Regions from separate parts of the Mus musculus genome. Here all the other regions are linked to region 3. A link is a loop called in an ENCODE intact Hi-C map of the cell type or tissue named here. Cell type or tissue: left cerebral cortex. All regions are shown on one strand.

Region 1 (8,000 bases), 97 kb after region 3:
ACACAGACTACTTGGAGACACTGATGCTTTGCACACCAAATTAGTTTACCAGCCATTTTGTTTGCATGGAGCCTTGTTACAGAGTTAAGTAATCGCTTCTCTGCATGGCATTACTTACATAGTTTGCATTTCATTTGCATAGCTCTGGTTGAATTAGAATGGTTCCTCCCAGCCTTAAGTTATCATGCTTCTGTTTTATTTTGTAATGAAAACTCCATATCTGAATATTCCTATTGCTAACAGATGCTCTGTTTTATAATATTTGTAGCAAGCCTCCTGACCTCTGGGACTACTGCAACAGTAGCCCTGTTGAGAGATGGTGTTGAACTGGTGGTAGCCAGTGTTGGAGACAGCCGGGCTCTTTTGTGTAGAAAAGGAAAACCCATGAAGCTGACCACTGACCATACCCCAGAAAGAAAAGATGAGAAAGAAAGGTACTGTCATCACACCTTGTTATGGGGTGATAGCTATAGATGCCATAGAAACAGTGTTCTATTTTCTTCTCTGGTGTAAAACACCCGGGCCTCTTGAAAGCAGGCGCACAGCCACTACTGCAGTGCAGATTTTCTTGTTTTGGTTGTTTCGGGTTTGTTGAGCCTGGATCTCATGCAGCTCAGCCTGGCTTTACATCTGTACCCTGCTTCCTTGGCCTCTCACACGCTGGGATTATCAGGTTGTGTACACCATACATGGCTTAAATTTTTCATTTATATCTTATTGTGGAATTAACATGGGCTGGCCTTATACTGGAAACCCTTCTCGGCCTTCCCAAGTTCCTAGATTATGGGTATGTTTTGAAACACTAGGCTCTAAATTTCCATTTGTACAATTGGTATTTAAACCAGTGCCATAGTTTCTTGCACACTATATTGTTATTGTTATTACTATTAATACTTTTTCTTAACTAGGATCAAGAAATTCGGTGGGTTTGTAGCTTGGAATAGTTTGGGACAGCCCCATGTAAATGGCAGACTTGCAATGACAAGGAGTATCGGAGATTTGGATCTTAAAGCCAGTGGGGTAATTGCAGAACCTGAGACAACAAGGATTAAGGTAAGACAGGATCAGAAGCATTGAGTCATGCGCAGAGAAATTCTAAGGACTTGTCTCACACCGCTGGCTGTTTAAAGATTACCTGAAGGAAAGATGTTTTTAAAGGGATATTAGTTTATGAAGAAACTTAAAATACGATGTTTATTTCTGGCCTGATGAGGGTGAAATCTTTTTTCCTCTGGTAGAAGGCCCCTGTTGTCCTTCCTTTCCCAAAGCCTGCTTGGAAAGGAAGGACAACGATTAGTTGTTATTTAGATTTGTTATCCCTGCTTGGAAGTCATCCTCAACTTTCCTTCTCCACTGAGCTCAATAGCCAGCCACTTTTATATGTACAGCCCAGCGCCTGTTACTCTAAACTAGCCACTGCATGGTACATGCCCTGCTGCTTCCTGCTCTAGAGCTCCTAAGTCAGCACAGTATAATGGGAACTTTACAAATGACAGGGCATGAATGCTTATAGTTGAAGGAAGGATTTCCACATAAGGAAGATATCTCACATTTATTTTATGAAACAAATACTTATGTAAGATTTACTGTGTGGCAACCTCTGTTCAAAAGAGATACAAAAGCTATCCTCATTTTGCAAGGAAATAAATTGAAACAATACCAAGACCTAAAGCATATCAAGTGCCTCCCAACCCCCAACCCCTGTCAAATAAATAATAAAGGCAGCCATTAGATCGAGCATTTGTCTGGCTGGCTGGCTCTTTGTTGATACTGCTAGGTAAATGTTTGGTTTATCCCAAGTAGTGTTGATGCTTAGCTACATTTTCAGTTTGCCAATGAACTCTGACCCAGACGAGCACTCCCTGCAGAATCGATACAATTTCCCAATTATTGAGTCATTTGGAGGGGATGATCTTGTTTGTAGTCACATTTGTTTGCTTCTGGTTGCAGCTCTACCATGCTGACGACAGTTTCCTGGTCCTTACCACAGATGGGATTAACTTCATGGTGAATAGTCAAGAGATCTGCGACTTTGTCAACCAGTGCCACGATCCTAAAGAAGCAGCTCATTCGGTGACTGAGCAGGTGACGTAGCGGAGCTTCTAGTGGGAAATTCCCAGGGAGGAGAGGATTAGGGACAGCACCACCGGCAAAGGGTGTTTTAGCTGGAGTGTCACAGTGAATTTGATTCATGATTGCATAATAGTTCTCATGAGCAAGTGCTGACAGTTCATACATTAAGGAAATGTGGAGTGGGCCTTCTAACTTTGAACACAACTTGAAAGAGAGTAACAGCAATCATTATAACAGTAATAAAGTAATATTTTCCTCATATATATTAACATAAAGCAGCATCACTGTGATCCTCTGAGGTCAGGCTTTTAATGAAAGGGAAACCAGACAGACCAGGCCACAGGACAAAACTGAGCCTCAAACCTAGGCAAGCCAGGGATCCTGAATCCAAATATTTGGCCTGGAACTGTACTGATCCATGTAAACAAGCAGGGTGAGCCGTGGAATCACAGTCAACTTCTGCCTACCAATGTGGGTGATGAAAGAGACCAGTAAAGTACAAGAGGGTAAATGGATGGCATTTCCTATCAGTCAGAGCTAAAACTTGAAAATGGATAATGACCAGGAAAGAACATGTAAAAGATACTTCTAGTCTGTCCTGATAGATTGTGGTTTTAAGTCATTATGTTTTAACTCAACACCTACGTTACATTTCCACTATTTACATTTTGAGTTCAGAGATTCGATTTGGCCCAAACTTTTAAGTCCTAATATTTGTGATTTAGACATAAGTCCTTTCCTTAACTTTTATTTATTTGTGTGTGTCTGTCTGTCCCTTTCTCTCTGTTTGCCTGCCTGTCTGTCTATCTGTCTCTCTCTCTCCGTGTGTGTGTGTGTGTGTGTGTGTGTGTGGTGTAGTTTCTTTTCTATTTCTTTTTCCTTTTTTTTTTTGGAGACATTTTCATGTAGCCCATGCTGGCCTTATATTTACATCTGGGCTGTCTACCTTGTAGTAACTAACAAGCTGCCTATGAAATTGAAGAAATAGGCCCAAGTCCATGGATAATTTTTTTTTAAACTCAGCTACCGATCTTGTAAGTAAATGTACTTTAGTTTATCCAGTTAATAATATTTATGATAGTAAAAATATTTATGATAATAAAAAAGAACATATACTGATGTTCTGTCTTACTTCTGTCCCATAACAGTTCTCCCGATAAGGAAATTTGTGTTTATTCTTTTATAGAAGGGATGAGAGATACCTTTTTAGATAGAAGTAAAAAACAAACATTTTATGGTATCTATTTGTGTGTGTCTCTTTTTTCAGATATTATCTTGTTAGGTTAAATTGTTACTGAGTTCATGCGCACGTGCGCGCGTGTGTGTGTGTGTGTGTGCGCGCGCGCGCGCGCGCGCGTGCGTGCACGCATGTGTATGTCTTTGTGCACACTGATACTGTGGTATGTGTCATGGAGGTTAGAGGGCAACATGTAGGAATTGGTTTTCTCCTTCCACCATGTGGATCCAAGGCATTGAGTTCAGGTATTCCAGCTTGACGTACAGCCTGATGGACAGCCTGACAGCCAACCTGATGGCAGGCCACTTTACCCACTGAGCCATCTCACCAGTCCTTCTTAGTTTGAATTTTGGGAAACAGCCTTGGCATGGGTGACACATGGCTGTAGTCCCAGCTACTCTGGAACCTGAGACAGGAGGATGCCTCGAGCACAAGAGTTCCTATTATTCTGTGTAGCAGTGAGAATTCATGTTTTCTCCTCCCCCAGTTAAAAAGAAAAGAAAAGAGAAAAGAAAAAAAAATGATGAACAGCCTCTTCAAATAACCCCTTAAAAGTACTTGCAGTTTGGGCCGTGGGTGTAGGTGTAGGGGGTTGTTATGCGTGTGGTTCTCTCTCTCTCCAGATTTGGAGAACTTTCTGGCTAATTTGAGAAGTGAGAATAAATTTATTCCGCAACTGGGAGCTGAACATATGGTCTCTTGAATGCTGGATGAGCACTCTACTAGTAAGGGAGGCCCAAAGTCCTGAGAAAAATAAAGGTTTTTACTGTTTAGCTTTGGATTTTTAATGTTAATCGAACTAACTTTTGTTTTTTGTTTTTGTTTTGTTTTGTTTGTTGTTTTTCAAGACAGGGTTTCTCTGTATAGCCCTGGCTGTCCTGGAACTCACTTTTTAGACCAGGCTGGCCTTGAACTCAGAAATCTGCCTGCCTCTGCCTCCCAAGTGCTGGGATTAAAGGCGTGCACCACCATGCCCGGCTTGAACTAACTTTTAACATGGGTTTTTTCATAATTTGTATTTCTTGGTTTTTGTCTCTGCCTATTATTTTATTACCATTTTAAATGGTTATTTTAACAACTGTATATTAAGTATAAATGGTACTTGACACATTTTAAGCAAGTTTTTTTTTCTTACAGTTGGTTTGTAAGCCGTGACATCCTTACCCACGCTTTCCTTTGCAGTCTTGGCCCGAGGATGTAGAATCTTTTGGCTTGTTTGATGCTAACTGGAACTCTCAGCACTTCCAAACACTGCTGACCAGCACTCATCTATGTGAACTGGTCCCTAAAAGTGATTTATAATCCTGCTGCAGGCAATTTCATTTATTTCCACTTTCCCATTGAAGAAGGAATATTAAAAACATTTTTGTTATAACCTTGTACATACCCATTTCTGAGGTTTTAAATGTTAAGGTAGCTTATACAGTGGTAGGTTTCTAGCCGCACTTTCATACAAAGATGTTCCTATATTTTGTTCCTTTTTATCCCTCACCCAATCTCTTCCATTTCTTGGGCTATACTCCTACCAGCAGTTTCATTGGTAAGAATCAGCATTTATTAAGGCTTGCCCATAATTGGTACCATGCTAAGGGCTTTGGGTGTGTCCTCACTGGGAGCACAGGTAATTTCTATTGCCAAGATTGCTACAGTGGAGCATAGGATATAGTTGAACCATCTGAAATTCATATGCACTTAATAACCATATGGCACATGGTTACAGGGTGAAACCATTCCAAACCTTGTTAGGTAGTTACATTTGTATCGTAAAGTGTGTGTAGAACCAGTTGGCCTTCCAGAGAAAGGATGCTGTGTGATTGCACAAGGTCCCTTGACTCCAGCGCCTGTCTCTTCTTCCCCACTCCTGCAGGCAATACAGTACGGTACCGAAGACAACAGCACTGCAGTAGTGGTGCCCTTTGGTGCTTGGGGAAAATACAAGAACTCTGAAATTACCTTCTCATTCAGCAGAAGCTTTGCCTCCAGTGGGAGATGGGCCTGATCGACAGCTCAGACTCGGAGTTCCTATGCAGCAGTGTCAGTGGGCTTATCAAGAAACTGGTAACACACAGAAGGCCACCTGTACCCGTGTGTCATTGTGACTGATCGATCCTAACAGTATAAGCTTACCAGCCACATACCCAGTAGTATTTTCATAAATCCTCATCATCATTATGGTCAACTGCACATGCTCAGTGTAAGCATCATAACACAGCTGTGAAGCCGCTGTGCATCTCTGAGCTGAATGGGAGAAGAAGCGGTTTTGGTCCATTTGATGAGTGATGAATCTGTGTTTCCTTTGTAAGGCTAGAGATTGAATCTGGGGCTTTCTAAGTTTTTAAGACTAAGAGGCAGATTTAGTTTCTTTTTAGTAAGTTTGTTCTTTATTCAGTTGGACAGGTATTTTTTTTTTTGAATTTTGATAGCTGGTCAATGTGTTATTTGCAAGTGTTCCTTTTTCCTTTCTCTGTAGAAAGCAGGTTTTCACTGGCTGACCTTGAACTCCTGGGTTCAAATGGTCTTCCTAACGTCAGCTTCCTGAGTACCTTTTAATTTTTTTTTTTTTAAAGCAGAACAAGCATATTTTTTCCCAAGAAGAGTGAGAACATATACCTAGGAGATGGGGGCATTCCAAGGGAGGGATACAAGGGATATAAGAGATAAAGGGATACAAGGTACATTTTAATAAATGTACCTAGGAGTTATAATAAAGCCTAGGTTCTCTATGACTGAATAGTGTACTCTGGATCACTTATTAGTAAATTTAACCCTGCAAAATACATGGCTAAAGTGTATACATATTTATAAATAGCTCTCTTGTGTATTTTAAATATTTTTAGCACTTCCCCATCCATTTCTATTTTTGTGGAGTTAAATATGCTATATATTGGTAACTGTTCGGTAAGCTCCAGAGAAGAATATTCTGAGGCTTTGGTCAAAATCTGTAAAGTGAAACACTGACAGTGCCAATCTTGTGTAAGTTTGTTGCTGTGTGGTTTGTATGTAGCGTTTTTATACCACTTTCTGTGCACACAGTAAGCGAGTTGGGGCCTTTGTTAGTAAAGATAATATTACAATGACTTATACTGCTATAGACATAGCTTGGGGTTTATGTCTCCAATTTCCTCATTTCTAAGATTCATGCGGAAAAAAAAATCTTTTACAAAGGATATTCAAACATGTCAGCTTGCTATGTAAATTAGGGGTGTAAAACCACACTCCTTTTTACCTGCATATAAAATTACTGTCAAACTGTGAATCCCTGAATGTGTGCTTGTAGTTAATCTATATTTTCACAGGGTAATTTAAATTTAGTATATGTGCAGTGAGTGTATATATGTATATTTTGAAGTAATATAAAATTAAAGGGAACAATCTTGTGGCGCATTTATCAGCTAGCTGTAAATTATTGATATATTTATCTCTAAGGACACTCAATAACATTGAGTGTCAAATTCTCTGTAATAAAGATTCAGTTGTTACTGGTAGATAACCACTATGGATTACAAATAAATATGGGGGCCAGTATTGGTGGCCTCTACCTATAATCTCAGGACTTAAGGAGGAGACAAGAGAATCGGGATGGTAACTTTGAAATTAGCCTGAGCTACAGAGCAAGTTCCACGGTAGCCTGAGCCACAGCTTGTCTCCCCGAACAAAGTATCAGCAACAAATGGCTGTAAGAGACATTTTATTAGGTGTCACGTATGTGGATAACCAAAGAACAGAGGCAGACATATCGTTGTGTGGTAATTCGAATATAAAGTTATGGGATATGAGAAGAACAGGAAATGTCAAAAGTGACTTGGAATTTTATGGCAGAAAACAAAGGAAAAATAATGAAATATATATACCTTCAAGTCTGACATGTTTTCTGCCTTTAACTTTTGTTTAAAATATTTAGTAGAAATAAAGAATAAGTTCTCAATAAAGAATTTAAGGGGGCTGGTGAGATGGCTCAGTGGTTAGGAGCACCCGACTGCTCTTCCGAAGGTCCAGAGTTCAAATCCCAGCAACCACATGGTGGCTCACAACCATCCGTAACAAGATCTGACTCCCTCTTCTGGTGTGTCTGAAGACAGCTACAGTGTACTTACATATAATAATAAATAAATCTTTAAAAACTAAAATTAAATTAAATTAAAAAAAAAAGAATTTAAGGTCTTTTCATGGATGTCAGTTGAAAGAAACAATGCTTTTCCAGACATGTTAGCTTACATGTGCAGTTCCAACATCTGGGGAGGCTGGGGCACAGTCATCCTGAATAGCAAGAGCCCAGGTCAAGGGACAAAATACACGGAAGAGAGTAGAGGACGTGCTCACTGTCCGAGGAAGAATGGGGAGACTAGCAGAGCTTAAAGGCCTTCTTGTTGAGTCTGGTGTTGAAAAGTTATGAAAACAACGTGTTTGTTTGTTTGTTTGTTTGTTTTTTTGTTTGTTTTTTGGTTTTGGTGTTTTTTTTTTTTGGTGTTTTTTTTTTTTTTTTTTTTGGTTTTTCAAGACAGGGTTTCTCTGTGTAGCCCTGGCTGTCCTGGAACTCACTTTGTAGACCAGGCTGGCCTTGAACTCAGAAATCTGCCTGCCTCTGCCTCCCAAGTACTGGAATTAAAGGCATGTGCCACCACATCCTGGCTTGAAAACAACTTTTAAGAGTATGGAGAACTTGTAAACTAATATGCACAACAAAATTCTC
Region 2 (8,000 bases), 92 kb before region 3:
CACAGACAGCCAAACCAATCCTGAACAAAACGATCTAGATAATAAATGCACTGAGTTTGGCCTGCTGAAAACAGCTCAGCAGACACCAGCTTTTCTGTAAGTGTATCTGTTGTTTCTCCATTCCCTCCATTGCTCCATCAGGTCAATCCCAAAGCAGTGAAGGTCATGGCAGTGTGGGAATATCAGACCGCAACATACAAAAGAATGAAACAATATCTTCATTTGTCACCCTGCACAAAACCCAAGTCCAAAAGGATGAAGGACCTCAACGTAAGAGTCAATATTCTAAAACTACTAGAGAAAAAAGCAGAGAGTATACTTCAATGTACAGGCATAGGTGAGCACTTTTCAAACAGGACTCCAGTAGCCTAGGCAATACCAGCAACAGTCAACAAATGGATGGATCTCAAAATAGGAGAAAGTCTTTTCCAACTACAGGTTCAACAAAAAAGGAGCATCTAGTGTTTAAAGTTCTCAAAAGGGAACTACAAATAGTATACATTTTCAAAAGTGTTCAACATCCTCAGCGATGAGTGCCATGCAGATGAAAATTGCCTTAAAATTCCATTGTGCCTCAGTCATCATCAAGAATACAAATAAGAAATGCTAGCACGGAAAGGACCCTAATATAGCTGACTCGTGTGAGGCTTTGCCAGTGCCTGGCAAACACAGAAGTGGATGCTCACAGTCATCTATAGGATGGAACACAGGGCCCCCAATGTAGGAGCTAGAGAAAGTACCCAAGAGCTGAAGGGGTCTGCAACCCTGTAGGTGGAACAACAATATGAACTAATCAGTACCCCCAGAGCTCCTGTCTCTAGCTGTATATGTAGCAGAAGATGGCCTAGTCGGCCATCATTGGGAAGAGAGGCCCCTTCTTCTAGCAAACTTTATATGCCCCAGTACAGGGGAATGCCAGGGCCAAGAAGTGGGAGTGAGTGGGTAGGGGAGCAGGGTGGAGGGAGGGTATAGGGGACTTTTGGGATAGCATTTGAAATGTAAATGAAGAAAATATCTAATAAAAATATTAAAAAAAAAAAAGAAATGCTAGGACAGGTGTGGGGAAAGTGGAATTCTTTTAGACTATTGGTGAGAGTGTAATCTGGTGCGGCCGATTTGGAAATCAATCTAAAGGGTTCTCAAAAGTTAGAAACAAAAACACCTTATGCGCTGAGCATGATGGAGTATAACTTTAATCCCAGCACTTGGGAGCCAACGGCAAGTAGGTATCTGTAAGTTCTAGGCCAGCTAGGAGATAGACACATAGTGAGGCTCTTGTTTCAAACATAAATAATACTTTAAGACCCAGCTATAGCACTCTTGGGCACATACCCAAAGGATCCTTATCACTGCAACTGGCACCTGAGGGTTTGGCCATAAACAAGCCATTTGAACTACACCCTCTAAGATTTAGGAACATTGAGGAAGAATGGTCAGGAAAAAGAAAAAAAATCAAGAGCCAAAAGATAGGGGAAATGAATGGAAAAATCCTAGACGATACAGCCAATGTGACCATGAGCTCAGAATTGCTATAAATATAATTATTTTTGCAGGATGTGCACAGGACAGGCCCTCCCAACAGTCAGTCACAGATGGGGAGGGGCTCACGGGACTCTAATCCTTAATGCCAAACTCTCAGCAACAGACTGACTCTGGAAGAGGGGTAGCCATTGTCTTCAGTTGTGTATGTACCCCACTGAACCCACCAGGTTCCAAGGGACAGTTCACAGAGACAGTCCTGGTCAAGCCCAAGGGGGATAAAACAAACAAAGACATAAATGGATGGGGGGGGGGGGAAGCAATTCATAGGAGAGGTAACTGTACAGACGAGGGAAGGAGATGAAAGACAGTGGGGTGGAAGCAACCAGAACGCATTAAATACATGTATGAAAAATGAAATTGTTAAAGAAGAAAACAAATCGGAAAAAAATTAAGAGGGCGTGACTTTAGCGTTTCTCCAAGCAAGGGTGTGCCCACAGGCAGGTGTGACAAAACTCTACCTAACTAACATCAAATTCACATTTTACTGCCAGGAACCATCACAGTGCTCCATCAGACTGTTTCAGTGTCTCATCATGGGGAAAGCACAGCTCCGCAGCCTTTCCCCGGCTGCTTGGGCAGGACCTACACCGGGCGGGACGTACGCCGATGACGTCAGCGCACCCAGGGCGTGACCGCCGGACGCTACCATTGGCGGAGGTGGCCTCACCCTCCCAACCGCTGGTCCCGGCCCTGGCAACCAACTCACCTTCCCGTTAGGGTGGAAAGGGAGGCCCGGGTCTTCCGTGGTGGGGAGAGGGCAGACACGGCCGGTTTCCTCCGCACTTCCAGCGGCGAGCCCTGCGGCGGAGGCGGCGGCTTCATAGTCTGGGAAGGGATTGGGGAACGACCGCTCCTCCATCTCCGCCTCTCCTAGGTGGAACTTGAGTCTCTTTGACATGGTCTCGCCCATGTCCGCGCGCTTTCCCTGCCTGAGAGCTCAGGGCACGGCGCGCAGGCAGGGACAAACCTCCTGGAAGGCGTTTGGGCCGGGGCTCCGCGGCGAAGCCTTCCTGGAGAACAGTGGCTTGCACATCTGGATGCAGCTAGCGCGAAAAAGCCGAACCTCCAGCCTTCGCCAGTCACGCCCTCCCAGCAGCAGCTCTCAGCCTGACGGCCCAGCCCGCCGAGCCGCACAGTCTCCCAGTTACCCTCGCCTCTCCCGTGGCCGTGTCCTTCCGAGAGATTCTAGAGAAAACGCACGCCTAGAAAGCTCACGTTCCAGTAGGGAAAGCCTGTAAAGATGGGTTCATTCAAAGTGTGAGCGATTTGCAGACCAGGGAAAAGCGCACCTTCAGATGCTCCATCACCAAACGGACTGCATTTCACCAGCCCAGCCTTGCCGCCCGTCAGTGTCCTCGGCCCCTGGTCGTGCGCCAATCACAGGAACAGTAGCTACTTTGATTAAAAATACCTCTTCTAAAGAAAAGAAATTCAAAACGGCCTAAAACAGTGAAAAGATAGCCTCCCGAAGGGGGTGGGGGGGGATACAGTCCCTCCCATTCATCACCACTGGGAGGGGGGTTGCTTGGAGGAGGAGCCACAGGCCTTTGTTTTGTTTTCTTAATGTTTTGTTTTCATTCTTATTGTTTTGAGTAAGTACACATATTTAATAATGATAAATAATATAGAAGAATAATTATTAAATCAGCTAAATATTTTATAGACCAGAGAACCCCATGGTCACGAGATTAACATAATTGGCCAGCAGAATAACATGGATGGCAAAGAGGATACAAGCAAATAGATCTTTGCATTTCTATTATCACAATATATAAAGTCACAGCCTTCATTGGTTCTATGGGGTTTTTTTGCACTGTTTACTAGAACCAAATCTGTGTAATGATTTAAAAGGAAATATTGTATTGCAGTCCTTTCATTTAGTAAATATTGGTACTTGGTGACAAAATGTTTCTGCCCTCTGGACATATCTGGTTAGTAGGCAAGAAAATCAGGAATCAGAGAAGAGCCTGGTGTATGTGATTTCCGGAGCCCAAGCAAGGTACATTGTTATTCTAATGCCAAAGGTGACATAATGGAACAATATCAAACAGCCAGGATTTCAGGCATTCCTGCCTTTGGCCTCAGAGTGGAGTAAAGTGGAAAAGGGTTAGGTTTTTATCCTGTCCCTCGCTTATCATATGCGCAACCACAAACCTCCAGTGCATGATCTTGAAAGTGTAGATCAGAGTTACAAGAGTCAGACTCTATCTCCTGGAAGCCCTAACTAGCTAAGCTCTGCCACCAGCCTTAATATCCAATTAAGAGACAACGGTGAAAAGCAGAGAAAGATTTGTTGAACGCACCTACATTGGGAAGAGGGACAAAGAACCAGAGAAAAACACAAGCAGGCAGTCTCAAGGACACTCTCTCTCTCTCTCTCTCTCTCTCTCTCGCTCACTCTCTCTCTCTCTCTCACACACACACACACACACACACACACACACACACACACACACGGCCTACCGAGCTTGTTGGTAGATCCTGACCTTTTCGCTGAGGATTAAACGGTAGACCAGAGATTTATATGCCTGGCTAAGCAGCCCAGGTCCAGATATTGTCTGGCTCAGCATTGGCCCATCACTGTCTATGCTTCTATACCTTCTACAAGGTGGTCTGACAAGTCCTCCCACTGTGAAAACTTTAGGAGACAGTTCTTCCTCTGGCTAGCCTAAGTTTCAGCCTCTATTATGTTACTCACAGAGAAAGTCCTCAGATTGCACGTAGATTTATGCTATTACTATAGCTGGGGTATGGGAGCCCAGCCCAGGAATGAACAGGTTCCAAAGAAGATGTAAGGCTTGGGCAAGGGGAAGGTTGAGTCAGACAGCAAGTTGGGGGTCGTTTGCAACTCTGACTAGCAATCAGAAATGTATTTATATAAAGGTTTCAAAAACATTCCTGATTTCTCAGATGTGGATCATAACCATTTTGTCTTGGCCATACGTTTCTACTATGTCCAGGTTTCTAGGTTAAGCCCAGGTAGAATAGATGTAATCATTAACCCCATATCCCTATTCCTAAAATTCTGCAAATCATTTTAGCTTAAGCAAGCATGATATAGCAACCCATTCTTAGGCTGGCAGCATTTTGCAGTTTCAAGATGCTTAGATAGAAAATAGATAGAATCTGAGTCAGTCCAGATGAATCACTCTGCTTTAAGCACTATACTTTTAACTTTAATGGTCAATCATATTACTTGCAAATTAGCCTGAGTCTGAGAAGTCAGACTTAGGAACTGTTGTAGCTGTAATTTAACTTTGTGATATTTGTATCTATAATCCTACAAGAATTTGTTTAATAAAACAATTCTTTTGTTTCTAAATTAATTACAACATTACAACAATCAGGTATAAGCCAATCTTTAAAGGAATGATAAATCCTAATGCCTTACTCTTCTTACATTCTTGTATATCATTCTTATACTGTGTATATATGCTGTTATATTATCCTAGTCATCCTAGCTTTTTGTTACTGAGCTCTTATTAGGGGCTTAATATGTATGGCCCTTTACCTTGTATATTATATTTCTAGGAAATCTAAATATTCTGTATAAGTTCTGTGCTCTGATCTGCTGTCATGTCTCCTGTCCTGCTGAACCAAGTCAGCCTCCTCTGAGTTCATACTATTCTAATTATTTTGTTTCTGAGTTTGCTTTAGGGGCAGATAGCAATCTTCAAGGCATAGAGAAGACTCCCAAGTAGCATCAACTAAGGTTACTTCCCAGAAAGCAAGGGGTAGTACATTCAGGAATATTTCAGAGGTCTACAGAAACAATTTGTTCTCAAAATATTTTAAAAGAGCATGCATTTGCACCAATATTTAAAGGACTCAATTAACTTTGTGGTTGCTGTTTAGATGTAAATACTCCTAATTGTCACTATTTAGTCTATCATTGTCTGGGTATCTGCTATCTAATGACTATGGCACACCCCAAAGCTTACAATTTTTTCTTCATTATTGTGTATTCCCAGCTCTCATGCTTTTCTGTTGACTTTAATTTTTATCATTACATATTATATCATGTATATAGGATACAATTAAAGAATCACAACTTGTCTGATTAATTTGGGGAAACAGGACTAAATATATTATTATTGGACTATCTATCCCTCTGGGAGTCTTACAAATGGATAATTTGTCCTTCAGAATGAAAGTGGCATATCCCCCCTTTCTCTCCTCCAGGCCCTCTCACACCCCTTTCCCTCCCAAGTTCATATGGGGTTTTTGTTGTTTTAAAACAACTGAGTTCCTTTTAATGCTGCCCATATGTGCATGGGTATAGGACCATCTACTGAAGCTTGATCCAGACCCCATCCCTGACCTCCAGGCTCTTTACCTTGTAATCCAGACATTTGGGTGAGTGCCTTCCTTCCTTCCTTCCTTCCTTCCTTCCTTCCTTCCTTCCTTCCTTCCTTCCTTCCTCTTCCTTCTCCTCCTCTCCACTCCTCTTCATTTTGCTCTCTTTCTCTTTTTCCCTCCCCTCTGTCTCCTTCCCCATGGTAACTTTCATGGCCTCCTTCCTTGGTGCCAGTGAACTCTCTGCCTGAGACCAGCTTGGCAATAAACCTGCATTTATATATACTTTAATCTGGCTTGAATAGGCTCCTTTGACTGCCTGAGAAATAACTTATCAATACTCATTGTCTTAGTAAGGGTTTCTATTCCTGCACAAACATCATGACCAAGAAGCAAGTTGGGGAGGAAAGGGTTTATTTGGCTTACACTTCCATACCGCTGTTCATCACCAAGGAAGTCAAGACTGGAACTCAAGCAGGTCAGGAGGCAGGAGCTGATGCAGAAGCCATGGAGGGATGTTCTTTACTGGCTTGCTTCCCCTGGCTTGCTCAACCTGCTCCCTTATAGAACCAAGATTACCAGCCCAGAGATGGTCCCACCCACAAGGCCTTTCCCCCTTGATCACTAATTGGAAAAATGCCTTACAGTTGTATCTCATGGAGGCATTTCCTCAACTGAAACTCCATTCTCTGTGATAATTCCAGCCGTGTCAAGTTAACACACAAAACCAGCCAGTACACTATTGCATGAGTGCACATATCTTACCAGCCCAGTCATTGTAGCTCCCAGAATTCACAACTGGGCAATACAATGGTTTGTTTGTTTGCTCCCCAATAGCGTACGTACATAGTATTATGAAAGCAGACCAGTACAAATGAAGCTGCTAGTTATGTACCAGCTTTGCTTCTACAACTCACATATGTGGTATCTTCAACAACGAGGTCTTACCATTGGACTCTGGGGGGTGGGTAATCAAGAGCAACATCAATAGGCTGTAACCTTTGAAAAGGGGGTGTCTATAGAACTACACTGACCAATAGTTCCAAAAAAGGTAACCCATAACCGGCTCTGGCTCTCGCTTTTTTTTTGGGGGGGGGTCGATATTTTATGATATACATAGAATGTATACCATAATCATAGAGTAACTCAATATAAACTCCTTGTTCATAAATATATATTTTAGAGAAGCTTCTAAAGTAGTATGTTTCCATTAAAAAGGTCTTTAGTATTAGTTTTCTCCCTCACACTCTCCTCTACCCTGCCCTCTCAAACCCCACCTCATTTAATGATTTCTGTTCCATTACTTCCTTTCCCCTTCATAGCACCTGTGTGAATAGCTTTTTATATTTAGCAATGCACATTTGATGTTTGTATATTCTTTAAGTTTTTAATAATATGTAATTGATCCATAATAAGCCATTAGATTTTAAAACTGGCCATACAGGGCCATTGAAGTATTTTGAATCAGGCTTTAGCAACATTTTTAGGGATTAGTAACCATTTGTAACTTTTGTAACTTTTTGGTGTATATTTGACCTGGGCATGATTAGGGAGGTGGGGTTATCTATACTTTTGTTACTATATTATATAGTTTTTGTATATTTTATGGGCCATCAATTTTTATATATTATAGATATCATATCCAGGTTCAAAATATGTTCTACTATAAGGGAATTATATATGATTACTTTATTGGGTCATTATTACAGCATAAATTTTCATTTTGACTACAATAGCTACCTGTTAGTTCTGGGGTTGTTGTTATTATTAATTTAATAACATTTTCTTAGAACCTTTGTCTATTAAAATAATGTCTTGTGTCTCTACAAATCTAAATTGTTAATTGGATATATGCCTATTATCTCAAATCTTATAAATATGTGTTTGACCTGGAGTTCTTACTGGCTTTGGATTTTTTAATTATTTTAAATTTGACCATTTCATATTTTTTTTTCTTTGTTTTGAAGGAAAGTAGTTCTCTAGAAATTATTTCAAGCTTGTAGGCCACATTCCTGGAATTAGTGCCTCGTTATTTAGGTTTAATGTATATGTTCTTTTTGAGTTGAAATATAACTGTGTTTAGGTGTATAGTCTGTGTTGGACATGTTAGATCTGCTGTGGGTTCTAATGTTAAAAGTAGAAAATGTTTCATTTCCTCAGAG
Region 3 (8,000 bases):
TGTTGGGTACTGGTTTGCTGTAGATTGCTTTTTATCATGTTTAAGTATGGGCCTTGAATTCCTGATCTTTCCAAGACTTTTATCATGAATGGGTGTTAGATTTTGTCAAATGTTTTCTCAGCATCTAATGAGATGATCATGTGGTTTTTGTCTTTAAGTTTGTTTATATAATGGATTATGTTGATGGATTTCCGTATATGAAACCACCCAGCAGGGAAGAATCTTATAGCTCGATTGCAACTTGATTTCTCAATATCATCAATCCAAGGCATGCGGTCTTCTCCAACAGAATCTTACCAACTAGTTCTAGTGGTGGTTTGCTCTTGTTACAAAAATAAAATGAAATACAAGTTGCATAGCAAAAGATACCCAATATCCTTTGAAGGCTTTCACCTTTATATATACAAGCATCACACACACACACACACACACACACACACACACACACACACACACAAACTGAGATGGTTAGTCTTATATCAACTTGACACAAACTAGAATCATAAGATAGGAGGGAGCTTCAACTGACAAAATGTTTCCATAAGATCAAGCTATAGGAAAGCCTATAGCACATTTTCTTCATTAGTGACTGATGAGGGAGGGACCAGGCCATTTTGGGTTGGGCCACCCCTGAGCTGCTGGTCTTGATATCTGTAAGACATTAATTAAGCTGAGGAGGTCCTGAGGATCAAGCCATTAAGGAGCACCCCTCCATGGCCTCTGGGTCAGATACTGCCTCCGGATTCCTACCCTGCTGGAGTTCCTATCCCGACTTCCTTCAATGATGAACAGTGATTTGTAAGCATAAGCTAAACAAACCCTTTTCTCTCCAAATTGCTTTTGGTCATATTCTTTCATTACAGCAATAGTAACCGTAATTAAGACACATGCAAAGAAAGAAAAAAGACGTGATGGAATTTCTGGGAATGTGGATCGTGTGTGTGTGTGTGTGTGTGTGTGTGAGAGAGAGAGAGAGAGAGAGAGAGAGAGAGAGAGAGAGAGAGAGATTCCTAAGAGATATAGATGGCCCAAACACTGAACATTAAAAGAATTACTTAAACTATTAGGTAATGTCAGCTGCTAGGAGATGAGGACAGGAGGGTCAGATATGTAGGGTCCTCCTCAACTACACAGGAAGGTCAAGGCCAGCTGGTCTACATGAGAGTCCTGGCTTTGAGATAGTAAAGCATGTTTAAGTACAGCTGTTTATCTGTAGATATGAATAGCCTGACCAAAATGCCATTCCCTCCCATTAGACAACAGAGGGAGGAATATGGAGGAGTTAGTTTATAGCATGAAAGAATCTTTTATCAACCAGAGAATTCTCTATGTTGGAATCCATGTGATGACAAAATTCACACTCAATCTGGTTCTATAAGTTTCCTTTTAAACGGCCCCCAGTATTTTAGATAAAGTAAATTCCACTGAAGCTTTACCTTTTCTTCAGAAAGCTCGCTGTCAAACAAGCAGAAGATGAAAATATCAAGCTGATTTCTCTGCAAACATAATAACAAGACAAGGGAAAAGTCACATTTGGACACTGTGAGGTGACATTGCCATATGCCAGTGCTTCTCAACCTGTGAACTGCAACCTCTTTTGGGGGGTCAAATGACAATTTCATAAGGGTGGACTAAGGCCATTGGGAATACCAAATATTTACATTATGATTCATAATAGTAGCAAAATTAATTATGAAATACCAAAAATAATAATTTTATGGTTGAAGATCACCACACATGAGGGACTGTATTAAAATGTCACAGTATTAGGAAGGTTGAGAACCACTGTCATATGCAAATGTGTTGAGCAGTACTTACAGGTATTCTAGGATTCATGTAACCTGTGGGCTGCAGGATAGAAATACCTATAGCCTCCTTTATCTTATATAAAAATAGAGTTCTAGACTCATTATTAATATCCACATTATGAGCATATAACTTATAGATGTTACTAATGAGTATCACCAAAACGCTTTATAGTTATTTTTCTATGCATTTGCATTTAAATAATGAATACAACCAGTTAGTCTAAAGGCCTAAATTCTGACCGAGAGTGAATCAACTATGAAGACCCAAAAGCAGTACAACTTGCTGCTAAGATCCATTCATACATCTCCCTTACTTAGAAAGGTACATGCCATGTACATTCTCCCTGTAGCTCTTATATTAAATAAACTATTAATTACAAATGCACATTAATGACAAATCCAACCAAAAGTTAATAAAAGAGAATCATACCCAAAATGTAAATTCTGTTAGGACAAAGCTAAACCTCTCTCTCACAGCTAGGACAAAGTGATTAGGACTTCAGAATCACAGAAGGGACTCTAAGTCATCAAGCTGAGTCACCTTTTGGCGCCTTCACGATCTTTTCTTTTATTTGCTGCTCTCCATTTCTTTACCAGAGACTGGTTGATTCGGATTATTTCTGGCAGGATTTTCATGGAAACACCTGTAGACCTAGTATGCTTTAAGGAAGAAAATAAAGACAAAAATGACCAGGGGAATGCACATACACTTTGAGTGACAATCAGTAAAGTGCCAGGCACAGGCAAGGCCTGTCCTCTTGCATAGGTGTTTGGTGGGTTGAGCTTTTGCTTCAGGGTGAACATTCTGTTTCCTAACTTGTGCCATTTTGCTTGGTCTGGATTTTAAAAAGTGTAATAATGCAAGAAAAGATTAAAAATAGAGACAGATAGGTGCTTATAAATCAATATTCATCTTACCATCCTTCAAACGGCCATACTATCGATCAACAGATGAATGCATTTTCAATGTGATAATATAATATGCAGTGAAATATTACTCAGCATTGAAAGTGATACTATAATATAATGTAGGTGTATTCTAGACCATGCTAAGTGGAAATAAATCAATTAAAAAATAGGAGACATTTTATGATTCCATATATAAAGTATGGCAAACTTATAGAAATAAAGAAGAAATTAGCTAGGACTGAGGAGGCCAGGGAATGAGGAATTATTATTTAATAGATATCAAGTGTCTGCTTGCGATGACTAAAATGTTTGAGAAACAGTGATGATACTTAATGGCATTATGAATGCAATTAATGCCACAGAAAATTGTAGGCAATGTGTTTCAAATGCCACATACACAATCTTATATGTAATTTGAGATAGGGTCTCACTATATAGCCAAGAGTGACACTACACTCATACACACACACACACACACACACAAACACACACACATACACTACTTTTCTTCAATCAAATAAAATCCTCTGGAAAAATATGTACAAATACAATGCTTCAAGTGTCCCTACCCACTGTGCTGGTGATGGGCTCTATGCCAGGATTTTATTCAGACTCAGCCACATTTCCAGCTCCTACCTGAGCACTTTGATTTAAATCCCAGTGGTTTGGAAATTTACCAATCACAACGGTTTATTTTCTCTTGTATCTAAGCATCTCAGTACAACCATCTGCCCCCTACCGGCAGTTATGTATCATTTATTTTCCTCTAGCTTCTCCTTGAAAACTTCACAAGCTTCTTGTCACTTGTGCTCACCACTGCTCCTGTCCTCATGCTCCCTGTCCTCATTCTTGACAACTTCAAAGGTGATGACAGAAGTCTATCTCTTGCTTCAACATCTCAGCTCCCAATCTCACCTCTACTCCTTTCTCTCCTCATTTTAGCTACTCCTGACAGGGAGAAGGGTTCCAAACGGAAGCGATTGACTCCTGGGATTAGATAATTCTTTGTTGTGAAGGATACTACACATAGTAAGATATTTAGTACTCACTGTTCCTAGCCCTTACCCACTAGAAGCTAGTAGTAGTCACTGTCAGCATACCAATCTAAAATGCCTACAGACAGAACCAAATGATTGTTAGAATGCAAAATGACCCTTACTTAAAAAGCATGAACTTATGTCTAGGGCATAAACTGGACTTTTACACTAACAATTGCTCCATTTTTAAGCACCCATTCAGAACAGTCTCTCTAACCATGCATCAGATCTCGCTCTTCGACCATCTCGTTACTCTGGAACTAGCTTAGCTCCTAAACTTCACTCTTCTGATCACTCCCACAACTCCTTTAGGCCTCCCTTATTGGACTGCAAAATTCCTTCTTGTCATTATGTTCAAGTCTGGATTACTCCAAAGTCAGTTCCCAATGCCTGACACCACTGAAGACAACTGCCCATCGTGCTGGCCAACCACATTCAATCTGTGATCACAAATTTCAAATGGGCACTTCCAAAGACAGTTGCTTTCTCTTATTCTGAGACAACCATTGCTCCTCTCCTTGCCTTCCCCCACATTCCTTTGCTTCTCTCACTCTCACATCAGCTTTGGTCATCAAGCAGTACTATGCACCAACTCATCCTCATCTGCAGCCACAACAGCATATTTCTTTCCTGAGACATCTCAATTCTACACTACATTCTCTCAACTTGACATAAAGCTTAGGGAATCTCAATTGAACTGGCTCTATCAGACTGGCCTACGTTGTTTGCTTCTATAGAGCATTTTCTTGATGAATGATTGATGGGTGAGGCCTAGGTGACTGTAGGTGGTGCCATGCCCAGGCAGATGAGCCCGAGCTATATAAGAAAAGTAACAGAACAACCTACAGCAAGACAGGAAGCAGTGTTCCTCCAGGCTCTCTACTTCAGTTCCTGCCTCCAGGTTCCTGCCCTGAGAACCTACCCTGACTTCCCTTCATGATGGACTAGTAAGCTGTAAGCCAGTTCAACCCTTTCATCTCCAGTTTGCTTTTGGTCACAGTGTTTTATTACAGCCACAGTGAGAAGAACTGCTACAGCACTGGACTCTGTTTTCTCTCTCCTGCTCTGGGACATTCTTCTGCCACTCATGAGAAACCATCCCATTATCTTCTAATTTTACTTTCTTGTTAAAATGTCTCTGTTGTCAAAATCCTTGTTTCCACTTCCTCTCCTCTTCTTGCATTGACCCCACACCAGGGTTTATTGCTCTCTGTTAAAATTAAGCTCTGTGCTTGTCTGTCTTGACTTTCCTGCAGAGATGCTTCTCTGGAAAAAGCTGCCTCCAAGTTCCCAAATAAGAAACCATTCTTTCACATCTTTTTATTTGGTTCCTCCCCTGCTTTCCCAACTGTGCACGGTAGCCTGATTTTGTACCTCTTCTTCCCCTCTGTCTCAGGCATCTCCCCTGCCCCATCTTCCCTCTCTTCTTTTGTCTTAAGCCTGCCCCTCATTGCCCACATCTTTCTCCTGCCATCCCCATTTCGAGATGAAATTCAGGGTTCTTGATTTTGCACTCAAGACAAGTACTCTCGCACTGAGCTACAGCCCCAGCCCTCAGTTCGTTTTTGGAGACAAGGTCTTGTTGACATTTCTACCATTTTAATAGAGGAACACATTAGTAAGAGATCTGAAAATGAATAATATACTGTCTCAAACAATACTCTGAAATTTAGGGAATGGTGGGTACAGCTCAGAAGAAAGTGCTTACCTAGCATACACAAGGCTCTGGGTTTGAGTCCCCAGCACCAGGAAAGTAAGAATTCCTGAAATCTAGAGGGAAAAATAAGTCTAAAAAGGAATAACACATACTGATACCCGACGAGTTGTCACAAAGTTGGCGTGTGCTCCAGCAAAAATGTCTTTGACTTCAATATCCACAAGGTCTATAAAATTAAGAGATCCACGTTCAAAGTTTTACTGGGGAAAAATAAACCTATATATAATTAAGTTAAATTTATTCATTTGTTAGAAATGTATACTCTCCTAAATTCTGACTACAAATGGCATAAGAATTAATTTTGACCAGATCAAATATTATTTATTCATTCAATAAACATTTATAGTTGTCTAGGCCCTTGCAAAACGAATCAGGGTTAACTTACTTAACTATTTGCTTGAATGTAGCAAACCATGTTGTTTATATAATTAACTAATTTGATGTCTTTTGAATCACTTAAATCTTTAGAAATGATTACCTATTACTCCAGGAAAAAGATTCAGCAGTTTAAATTGAAAGCACTAAGAACCAAAATCATAGTTCAGTGGGATCCTGTGAAAGAAGACTGAATGCGATGTCTCTTTCAGTCAATCAGTCACGAGCTAGTGGAAATATTCATACCCTCTGCAGCTAGCAGGCAGGTAATATCAGAGTTCTCTGCGGGGGCCTCCTGATGAGTTGGGTTGCTTGTGTGACTTGGTCCACGGCCTAAAGATACCACCTGACCAGTGGTGTAGACATATGCAATGGTGTGATAACTACAATATAAAATACAATAACAGTGACAATATGATAGTCCAAAGAACCAAACACCCATGAGTTTAAAAAGAAATGGAAATGACAGATTTACCTTCACCATACAGCCAGCTGTCTCATTATAGTATTTGTGTTGCAGAGTACTAGGCCTAGGCCTCCTTCAATCCCTGAAGAGGTGGTATTAACATACTATGTGGCTTTTTTTTTTTTTTTTTTTTTTTTTTGGTTCTGTGTTGAGACAGAAGCATGGTGGCGCACATCTTTAATCCCAGCACTTGGGAGGCAGAGGCAGGTGAATTTCGGAGTTCGAGGCCAGCCTGGTCTACAAAGTGAGTTCCAGGACAGCCAGGGCTACACAGAGAAACCCTGTCTCGAAAAACCAAAAAAATAAAAAAAATAAAAAAATAAATTTATGTTTAGGCTTGCCACCATCTCTTCATGTAGCCAAGGATAATCTTGACTTTTTGATCCTTCTGCCTTTGACCTCCTTTGTGCTGGCATTAGAGGCAAAGCTCACCATCACCACCACACCACCACCACCACCACCACCACCACCACCACCACCATCACCACCATCATTGCAGCTGAGACCACTGCCACCACACCCAGTATATGTGGTTCTAGAGATCTATCCCAGGACTCACTGAGTGGTAGGCAAGCACTCCACCAGTTGTGCTACATATCATGTATTTTATTTATTTATTCTTAATTTTAAAAACAGCATAGAAAATATCAGGCTTCATCACGATGCTGTGTCAAACACTTGTTTTTATTAGTCCCTTCTGCCATCTCTCTGTGTCCCTGCTCCTTTATCCTTCCACCCCTGTGGCATCTTCTTTCTGCTTTCTTGTCACACGTGTTCCATTGCCCGCCTTCCTTAACACTTCTTTTCTCCCTTTCTGGTCCCCTTTATAGTTTTTTGACCTATCACGCTCTCACCCACACATATACACACAGACAAACAGTAAAAGCTAAGATCTGCATGAGACAGTACATGCGTTCGTATTTCTAAGCCTGAGTCATCTCTCTTAAATAGTAATTTCTAGATTTATTCATTTTCCTGGAAACTGTATATCCCATTTTTTTTCTTGATAGCTGAAGAAAATTCCTCTGTATATGTATATCACATATTCATGACCTATCCATCTATCAAGAGACACCTAAGCTGATTCTATTTTCTGGCTTTGGTGAATAGTTTGCAAGTGCCTCTGTGGTAAGATATCGGAGTCCTTTGGGTGCATGCCCAGGAGTGGTACAGCTGAGACAAATGGTAGCTCTACTTTTAACAGCTTGAGGAATCTCTCTCTTGATTTCCATGGTGACTGCACCAGTTTGCACCCCCAGCAGCACTGACTTTTTCTCTCCCTCACCAAGATTCCTTTTACTTTTTTTCCTGGTGACAGCTGGTCTGACATGGGTAAGGGTTGCCTGAGTGAGGTAGAATCTCAAATTGGTTTCCATATGCATTTCCCTGAAAGCTAGGGATAGTAAACATGCCTAAAAATGTTCATGGTTATGTGTGTTGCTTATTGTGAGACCCTTCTGCTCAATTAATGGCTTGGCTATTAGCAGATTGTGTTTTTTACATGGTCTAGGTTTTAGCTTTCTGTTTGAAGTAGCTGGCAAGGATTTTCTCCCATTGAAGGCTGTCTGTTAATTCTGTTAATAGGTTTCCTTGCTTTGTTTAAGCCTTTAAATTCCATTCAATTCAACTGTTAATTCTTAGAGCTATTCCTATTCCCCTGGAGTCCTTCAGAAAGTTCTACTACTTTC

Evidence for each region. Peaks named below come from ENCODE experiments on the same cell type or tissue, not always from the same donor. Only the 100,000 strongest peaks of a DNase experiment are listed, where the experiment ranks them.
Region 1: it touches region 3 in a loop (2.6-fold over the local background); 2 of 42 quality-filtered maps call a loop at or near these places.
Region 2: it touches region 3 in a loop (4-fold over the local background); 4 of 42 quality-filtered maps call a loop at or near these places.

What each region holds. Positions count from the first base shown.
Region 1 is chr6:57,508,027-57,516,026 of GRCm38, reverse strand. Ppm1k (protein phosphatase 1K (PP2C domain containing)) reads left to right here. Exons shown (of 7, transcript NM_175523.5): 4 at 269-434; 5 at 909-1,053; 6 at 1,951-2,085; 7 at 5,178-8,000. The coding sequence ends at 5,309. Among named protein-coding and RNA genes, the nearest start is that of Ppm1k, 23 kb to the left of the region's middle. In left cerebral cortex, no CTCF peak of the experiment used is centred here; DNase peaks (open chromatin) are centred at 2,134, 3,922 and 4,475; H3K27ac peaks cover 1,086 bases.
Region 2 is chr6:57,697,512-57,705,511 of GRCm38, reverse strand. It overlaps Lancl2 (LanC (bacterial lantibiotic synthetase component C)-like 2), which reads right to left and starts at 3,057. Exons shown (of 9, transcript NM_133737.2): 1 at 2,249-3,057. The coding sequence starts at 2,452. In left cerebral cortex, a CTCF peak has its summit at 3,075; DNase peaks (open chromatin) are centred at 2,426, 3,645, 4,309, 4,575 and 2 more places; H3K4me3 peaks cover 2,646 bases; H3K27ac peaks cover 3,333 bases.
Region 3 is chr6:57,605,271-57,613,270 of GRCm38, reverse strand. It overlaps Herc6 (hect domain and RLD 6), which reads right to left. Exons shown (of 23, transcript NM_025992.2): 7 at 6,093-6,229; 8 at 5,564-5,637; 9 at 2,350-2,468; 10 at 1,437-1,496. Among named protein-coding and RNA genes, the nearest start is that of Herc6, 28 kb to the right of the region's middle. In left cerebral cortex, a CTCF peak has its summit at 3,460 (motif pointing left); DNase peaks (open chromatin) are centred at 5,082, 6,150, 7,159, 7,521 and 1 more place; H3K27ac peaks cover 2,518 bases.